Regions from separate parts of the Homo sapiens genome. Here region 2 is linked to region 1. A link is an interaction called in ENCODE POLR2A ChIA-PET data of the cell type or tissue named here. Cell type or tissue: OCI-LY7. All regions are shown on one strand. Each heading gives the region's core, and the rest is flanking DNA. Links, peaks and the distances in the headings are about the cores only. Region 1 overlaps PRDM10 (PR/SET domain 10). Region 2 has its middle 21 kb from the start of APLP2.

Evidence for each region. Peaks named below come from ENCODE experiments on the same cell type or tissue, not always from the same donor. Only the 100,000 strongest peaks of a DNase experiment are listed, where the experiment ranks them.
Region 2: POLR2A ChIA-PET joins it to region 1 with 6 read pairs; 2 of 35 experiments call an interaction of 5 or more read pairs at or near these places.

The regions. Positions count from the first base shown.
Region 1 is chr11:129,957,106-129,961,504 of GRCh38, reverse strand. PRDM10 (PR/SET domain 10) reads left to right here. Exons shown (of 21, transcript NM_199437.2): 2 at 423-609; 3 at 3,595-3,759. The coding sequence starts at 541. Among named protein-coding and RNA genes, the nearest start is that of PRDM10-DT, 43 kb to the left of the region's middle. In OCI-LY7, for the core only: no CTCF peak of the experiment used is centred there; DNase peaks (open chromatin) are centred at 564, 1,072, 1,624 and 3,654; H3K4me3 peaks cover 928 bases; H3K27ac peaks cover 3,642 bases.
Region 2 is chr11:130,046,806-130,051,204 of GRCh38, reverse strand. No RefSeq gene overlaps it. Among named protein-coding and RNA genes, the nearest start is that of APLP2, 21 kb to the left of the region's middle. RefSeq lists a silencer at 1,585-1,785. In OCI-LY7, for the core only: no CTCF peak of the experiment used is centred there; no DNase peak of the experiment used is centred there.

The sequences.
Region 1 (4,399 bases), core at 113-4,112:
GTGAAAACACATCTCTACTAAAAATATAAAAAATTAGCTGGGCATGGTTGCTCGTGCCCGTAGTCCCAGCTACTCAGGAGGCTGAGGCAGGAGAATCGCTTAAACCTAGGAGGCGGAGGTTGCAGTGAGCCTAGATTGTGCCACTGCACTCCAGCCTGGGCAACAGAGCGAGACTCCATCTCAAAAACAAAAACAACTCCCCTCACCCCCCCAAAAAAACCCCAAAGAGCTGCGATTACAGGTGTGAGTCACTGTACCTGGCCTATACTATTATTACAAATAATGTCTTCATTTTTACATTTTTTTGCCCAGGCGTGTTGCTTTTTGACAAAGCTTTCTTTTATTATTTGTGGTTGAAATTATAATATATTAAAATGTATTTATCTACTGAAAGTCTTGGTTCCTTTTCTGTGTTTTCTCAGGCATGCTGCAGACAGACCTTTCCGTCCTTCATGAACACACGTGTGGTAGACAGATGACTGTCCTGTACCCTGTGCTGCTCTAGGTGTGCCAGACGTGGAGCTGTCCAGTTGGGAGAAGATGGATTCCAAAGATGAAAGCTCGCATGTGTGGCCGACATCTGCAGAGCATGAACAGAATGCCGCACAGGTGAAGACTGGTCTTTTCCAGCTTGGTATTGAGAGGTTTTCAGCTGGACTCAGTTTGCTGACAGCAAAGAAATACAGCTGCTATCTAGTAGTGACTAGTCGTTAGGAGCCGACATGAAGAACTCGTACACAAGGAATAGGGACTGTTTTGGCCCCTTGAATGCTCCATCGATGTGGCTCACCGTGAGTTAGGAGAGCTAGACCACCAGCTATAGGCTTCTCCGCCTTGTCTGCAATTTACTGTCATAATCTGTTTTACTACCCCGCTTTATTTATGTTATTGCTGCTGAAAACCTCAAACTATAGTTTGTTTCTTTTACGTTATCCATAGTAGTTTGGTCCTTTGTGTGTAATGAGTACAGGTATGTCTATAAAGTGAGTGGCCTTTTCTTTTCTTTTTAAATTCAGAATGTAAACCTCTAAGTCAAAGTTGTTCCATTATGAGTCAGCCACTTTAGAGGTTAGTCACTTGACCAAATGCTGCTGTCATCGATGACCTTTGCCTTTCAGATTGCTGCTAGAACCAACCACATGTTATTTTGGCTGTTCTTAGCGAAGGCAAATCTCTGCATTTTTGGTATGGAATTGAATTTGGGATGATTAGCAGTCATATGGAGCCATGTTTTATGTGTGACCAAAGTATAAAACTTAATTTTTAAACATTGTAGTAAACATACACGTGTAATGTTTCATTAAATTACATAACCATAGTACCAGTATCAAAATCAAGAAGTTACATTGAAACATTTAAGTATGCAGATTCTATTTAATTTAAGCAATATAATAAATATACAATAAATAAAATTGGTTATCTGGTATGATTAAAAAGTCTCAGTATGGACCAAATATGGTGGTTCATGCCATTCCCAGCAGTTTGGGAGGGCAAGGCAGGAGGCTCGATTCAGTCCAGGAGTTTAGGACCAGCCTGGGCAACAAAGTGAGGCCCTGACTCTACCAAAAAAAAAAAAAAAGAAAAATTAGCCGGACATGGTGGTGCATGCCTATAGTGGTGCGGTCATGTCTCTAGGAGGTGGAGGCTGCAGTGAACCATGACTGCACCACTACACTCTAGCCTGGGTGACAGAATGAGACCCTGTCACTAAAAATAAAAATAAATAAAGTCTTAGTCTGATTACTTAAAAAAGTTCCACTGATGTTTCAGCAGAGTATATGAGAATTCTGTTTTGTTTCTCCTGGAAATCATTTTGAGGTCATTTCCATGCAGCTATGTATTTTGGTATATCTTATTTATAAATAAAATTGTAGTTCATTAAAAAGCAAAACAAAAGAAAATCTGGTTGTGACACTGCATGACCAGGGCCCTGTCTGTGGGTAACCAGATAGTAGATAGCCAAGGTCAGGGTCCCTGTGGCACTCCTTCCTCCCAACTGGTTCTTCCGCCAGCTGGGAATTCTGATTTAATGAATGATGAAGACCAAGCAGAAAAGCTTGGATAGCTTGTCTGGAGGAAACATGTTTTCCCTTCTTAAGCACTGAAACTAGTTCAAGGCTTTGATGTTAATGAACAAATCGAAAGTCACAAAATTGTCTTATAGCAATTAAGCCTGCTTAAATATGAGCCTAATTTTTCCAATAGACAAACTTTATCTTCCAGACAAATCAAATTTATGTAGAAGCCAGACTAATCATTTCGTGTAGAGGTGGAAGTTTGTTGTATTTCTGTGGTGTTTGATTACATTTTGTCTCTTAGGTTTCCTTCTGGGGATTAAATTAGTTTATATTATCTTGGGGATCTACTATCCTTCACTAGAGAAAACTGACATTAAAAAGTTAGGTCCAAAGCCAAGGCAGTATAAGAGCAAGGATTCCACCCTAAGAGTGCGTGACTTCGATAGCAACACATACATTATTTCTCTCCCAAATGTGTTCTTGGGCCATCTGCTTCCAGACCTTCAATATCAGGCATCAGGCCATGTGCCAAGCTCAGGCCTTCAAGAATTCAATCCTCCAAAGCTGACCACTCAGAAAGTGTTTTACAAAACTTCATTTCTGCTTTAGTTCTTTAGGTCTTGGGAGAAAATTATTTACCCTGGTGACAGCTGAAATAGTTGTCCAGAACCCCCTAAAAGTACTTTATTAGAATTTTCTGTGTCTTCACCTACCCGGCAAGGAAGAGTTCTATTCCATTCATTGATTCAGCAAGCATTTACTGATATGCCTCCAGTATGTCCTTTGTGTATGAAACAACTTGCAGGAAAGAAAGTGACCTGATTTTATTTTATTTTATTTTTGAGATGGAGTTTCACTCTTCTCACCCAGGCTGGAGTGCAACGGTGCGATCTCGGCTCACTGCAACCTCTGCCTCCCAGGTTCAAGCAATTCTCCTGTCTCAGCCTCCTGAGTAGCTGGGATTACAGGCGCCCCCCACCATGCCCAGCTAATTTTTGTATTTTTTTAGTAGAGACAGGGTTTCACCATGTTGGCCAGGCTGGTCCTGAACTCCTGACCTCAGGTAATCCACCTGCCTCGGCCTCCCAAAGTGCTGGGATTACAGGTGTGAACCACCACGCCTAGCCAAAAGTGACCTTATTTTAATGTGTCTGCTGAAAGACACTATTAGTTATAAAATAGAATTCTTATGATGTGTTGACAGCAATTGGCTTTTGAGTCTTGACGTATTTTTTCACACCACAGAGTAATTTGTATGTTTTATTCTGATAGTGTTGTCAGGCAGGAATCTTCAGTGTCGTTTCCAGGATCAATTAACCACGCCCTTATTACTCCCCAAAAGAGTTATCTGCATTGGCCATTTGAGGCAAAGGGGAATTTAAGTCGGTTGCCTAACATTTAGCAGTAAATCAATGACAAGGTCCTTGCATCCTCCCCTAGTCACCACCTCGGTGTAGACAAAGGTGTATCCATCCCCATTCTCCTGTCATTGGGGATCTTTTAGAAACCCAGGTGTGCTTGTTGATCACTTACCTTCCTGATACTGATTTTGTTCTTTGTCTCCTGTTTATGCCAGGTGCACTTTGTTCCGGACACAGGAACAGTGGCTCAGATTGTCTATACCGATGACCAGGTTCGCCCCCCACAGCAGGTGGTGTACACGGCAGATGGTGCCTCCTACACATCAGTGGATGGTCCAGAGCACACGCTGGTGTACATCCACCCGGTGGAAGCTGCACAGGCATGTGAAGGGTTATCTGTTGATAATTTGTCAATTAACTAATTAACCAATTACTTGTGTTTACTTTCTGTCAGTCATTGTGCTAGGTACTGGTGATGCAGTACGTATTCAGATAAGATCTGTGCTCTCAGCCAGGCGCGGTGGCTCATGCCTGTAATCCCAGCACTTTGGGAGGCCGAGGCAGGTGGATCATGAGGTCAGGAGTTCAAGACCAGCCTGGCCAAGAGGGTGAAACCCTGTCTCTACTAAAAATACAAAAAAGTAGCTGGGCGTGGTGGTGGGCACCTGTAATCCCAGCTACGTGGGAGGCTGAGGCAGAGAATTGCTTGAACCTGGGAGGCGGAGGTTGCAGTGAGCCGAGATCGCGCCACTGCACTCCAGCCTGGGTGACAGAGCAAAACTCTGTCTCAAAAAAAAAGATCTGTGCTCTCAAGGAGCTTGTAACCAACTTGGCAGAGGAAGATGTGATTTATTTCTTGACGCTAAATGCAATAAGGAGTTAGAGCATGGGTTCGTATATAGCTCTTCTCTACAGTTGACTAGGTTATGAATTTATTATTCCTAAGTATCAAGAACCAGGCCAAAAATGGCTCTGTGAAAACATACAGATTATTTCAGCTAAATATGTAAGAAAGGGTCC
Region 2 (4,399 bases), core at 135-4,134, 90 kb before region 1:
CTGAATTTCTGACTCATCTTGTTTCTTCATAGCAAAAGGCATAGAAAAAAATTCTTTTTTCTCTTCCATCCATTCCATCTTAAATGTTAATGTATATAAGAATCACAAGGAAAGCTTATTAAAATGCAGATTCCTGGCACCTGTTTCCAAAGATCCTAGATCCTGACTCACTGGGTCATCAGTGGAGTCCAGGAATATGCTTTTTCACAAGCATGTGACTATGATACAGGCAGTCTGACCCTAAATAATATGTTCAACAACTGATACTATTGTAACTAGTAACTCTGCATGGCTAACTTAAATCAAAGAGGCTTCCCAGATCCCCTTGCAAGCTCATTATTGCTACTACAAAGAGGCAAAGATGAGGAGCTGGGAATGATGATTAGCCCCTAGTGAGTTAAGAGAAGCTCATGATGACAGCACGCCATGCTAATATTTGCCTGGCATTCAGGAGAAGACATAAAATTAAATTAAAATGAAACAGATTTATATCCTTTACCTCTGAAACTCTGAAAGTATAAGATTAAAGTTGTCTTAGGGGGCCCGAATAAGCTGCCTCTTTGCTTCTAAGGAGAATTTCAAGTATTGACCATGTCTACCAAAGACTTCAATGGTTTGAGATTTGGTTACCCTAGTGACTGCCTGCTCCCTCTGCAGCGCTGCAGTCATCTGAGATCTGGCAGGGCACGTCTCCTTACAGTTTCCCAGTTCCACCAATGGAAGAGGGAACAGAAACAGCAGAGGCCTCTTCATGGCAACTCTTGTTTACATAACTTTCTCCTCACTCCAATTCTGGGGAAGCCCCTAGTGTGGCTTCTTTGAGAGTTTTGGCCAACATCTATCATTCTTCAGCTGCCCTCTCCATAAGAGATTATTTTGTGAAAGCTGCTTTATAATTATTTAAAATGGCTTAATGCCTAAAGCACACATTTATCATCTGCCAAAGGCTTTTATAGTTTTACATAACTTGCTCAGTGTTTTTAACTTTGTACTTATGACCCAAGGCAATTATTCCAAAGGACATAGTTTTATTAATTGAAATAATAAATACTTTATAGATGTTCTAATAAAATGTGGTGATTTAAAGTTTAAATGGTGTACTGAGTCATTCTAGAATACCCACAAAGCCCACCTCAGTAAAAGCCAAATGGAAAAATCTAGAGGGAGAATGAAACTAATGAAAAATTCGATAATGGTACACTAGGTGAGATCACAGAAACCATGGGGAGAATTGTAAGAGAAGTCTCATGGGTTTTAAAAAGACATATCACCAGAAATTTCATTTGCTAATTGCTTTTCCTTGATTCAAAGATTAGCAAGTGTCAATATAGCTCCTTGCTGTGTCTTTCAGTAGAGCATGTCCTCTACAAAAGTAGGAGTCGTTCTGAACTGGACCACTCACTGGCCTTAGGTAGTCACTTAATGCCTATTGGCTAATTTCCTGCTCTCTATACTCTACATCTATTACTTGACCATTAATTTTCTTTCCAAGAAGGAAACACATAGATCCAGTAACTAGAAGTTTAAGAATGAAACTGCATTCTCTATGACATTTGCCTCAAACCTCTAAACTCTTTCACAAATAAACATAAAAGGAAGCTTAGATGGGTGGATCTACTTCTGTCTCATGGTGAGGGCTTTATCTGAAGATGTTACAACATTCTCATTTGGGTGGGTCATGGAAAAATAAGTAAAAGATTTTATAACAGCTCAGAGGTGTAGGCCAGGACAGCTTGGGTGGCTGACCAGAAAGAACAGTCTCCAGGGAAAAGCAGAGAGGCCTCTGAAAAGCTCTGTCTTCAACACTCATGTATTACCCAGTTTCCTCATCCAGAGTTGCGCCACTAAGGGTTTTGCCTCTCCCCTCCTCTCCTCTCCTCTCCTCTCCTCTCCTCTCCTCTCCCCTCCCCTCCCCTCCCCTCCCCTCCCCTCCCCTCCCCTCCCGTCCCCTCCCCTCTCCTCTTTTTTTTGTGTGTGACAGTTTCACTCTTATGGCCCAGGCTGGAGTGCAATGGTGCGACCCTAGCTCACTGCAACCTCCGCCTCCTGGGTTCAAGCGATTCTCCTGCCTCAGCCTCCCAAGTAGCTGGGATTACAGGCATGTGCCACCATGTCCAGCTAATTTTGTATTTTTAGTAGAGATAGGGTTTCACCGTGTTAGCCAGGCTGGTCTCAAACTCCTGACCTCAGGTGATCTGCCCACCTCAGCCTCCCAAAGTGCTGGGATTACAGGCGTGAGCCACTGTGCCCGGCCAAGAGTTTTTTCAAAACTGGGAGGCAGGTGGGAAATTTGGAAAGCTATAACTGTAGCTGCTGCCACGTAATTACAGACCAGAACTACCGATCGTGATTTCCAAGGTGGAGACATATTCCATATCTGTGCACCAAAACAGTAGCCACTAGTCACATGGGACTATTGAGCACTTGCTTGTGCCTTGTGTGACTGAGAAAGTAAATTTTTTTTTTCTTTTTTAATTTTTGTAGGGGCGTGGTCTCAACATGTTACCCAGACTGGTCTCCAACTCCTGAGCGCAAGCAGTCCTCCCACTTTGGCCTCACAAAGTGCTGGGATTACGGCATGAGCCACTGTGCTTGGCCAAAGAAGTGAATTTTAAATTTTATTTAATTGTAATGAATTTTAACTTAAATAGCTACATGCAACTAGTGGATACTGTATTGGGCAGTGCAGTTCTAGACTTTCAGGTGACTTGTCTAGATACTGGATGCCAAGCCCCAATTTCTTTACTGGTGGAGTACTGCAACTTTCACTTTAACCAACTCTTGAGCTTGAACCCAAAGTAAAAGAAGGAGGTGGCTGAAAAGTGAAAGGGTGGAGAGAAAAAAAATACCCTAATCTATTATTAAGGTGGAAGGACGACATGTATACAATTCTAAACCAAGTAGATAAAAAAGAAAAATGTAGTTGATCATCTCAACATTTGATATCTATACTAGACCAACAAACAATTTTGCTTTTTTTCTCCCTTAACTGAATGGAGAGAATTGGCAGATGAATTTGACATTCTGTAGTACAGTGAAATATAAATGAAAAACAAACACCAGGCAGGCCTAAGTGGATGTGGATTAAATTAAATATTTACACCCTACACAGCAGATCTTTTGTAAAGAGCAAGTTTATAAACCAGGAGCTTCCATAATAAAAGGGGTATGAATGGTTTTATTTATATCAACCTGCTGTTTGACACCTAGGCCACTGGCAATCTATCCCAGCTGCCAGCAGGTGACTTAAGTATCACAAAATACAGTTATCCAATTGTGTGTGTGTGTGTGTGTGTGTGTTTTGTTTTGTTTTGTTTTGTTTTGTTTTGTTTTGACAGAGTCTTGCTCTGTCGTGCAGGCTGGAGTGCAGTGGCATGATCTCAGCTCACTGCAACCTCTGCCTCCTGGGTTCAAGCGATTCTCCTGTCTCAGCCTCCTGAGTAGCTGGGACTACAAGCATGTGCCACAAAACCTGACTAATTTTTTTGTATTTTTAGTAGAGTGGGGGTTTCACCCTGTTGGTCAGGCTAGTCTCGAACTCCTGACCTCAAAAGATTTACCAGTCTCGGCCTCCCAAAGTGTTGGGATTACAGGTGTGAGCCACTGCACCCAGGCTTCAATTGTTTTAAAACTGCACTTGTATGTATAAATAAACACAAAAGATGAGAGGTATGTACATCAAAAATGTTTATAGTTGTTATTTCTATTATTTTAGTTAGGTTATTGTTATTATTGCCTTTATCATTTTGTTTTCTCCAGATTTTTAGCATTGAGCTGAAACTTTTTTTTTTTTTTTTTTTTAGACAAGGTCTTGCTCTGTTACCCAAGCTGGAGTGCAGTGGTTTGATCACGACTCACTGTAATGTTGAACTCCTGGGCTCAAGTGATACTCCTGCCTCAGCTTCCTGAACAGCTAGGATGTCTGGTTAAAGGTGTTTTTGTTTTTTTTTTTTTTGTAGAGACAAGGGTCAAGTGTCTCACTATGTTGCCCAGACTAGACTTGAACTCCTGGCCTCAAGTGATCCTCCCACCTTGGCCTCCCAAAGCCCTGGGATTATGGGCCACTGCAAATGGCCCTAAAACATTTCTTAAGAACACATTTTTTCAATAGGGAAAAGCACAGAAAATAATACAGTAAACACGTGCCTACCATCAAGATGGAACAGTTAGTTGTTCACAGTTTGTTATATTTGTTTTACACATTTCCTTTTTTGAAGAAAGAAATAAAACACTATAGCTATAGCTGAAGCCCCTTGTGTACCCTTCCCCAGTGCCATTGCACTTTCTCCCCAGGAGCAATCTTTAATGTGAATTTAGAATGTTTTCCTATCTTTTTTCCAACCCATTGCAGGTGGGAGATTTTGTACCCCGATTCACTGCCTCTCACAGTGTCTTAGGT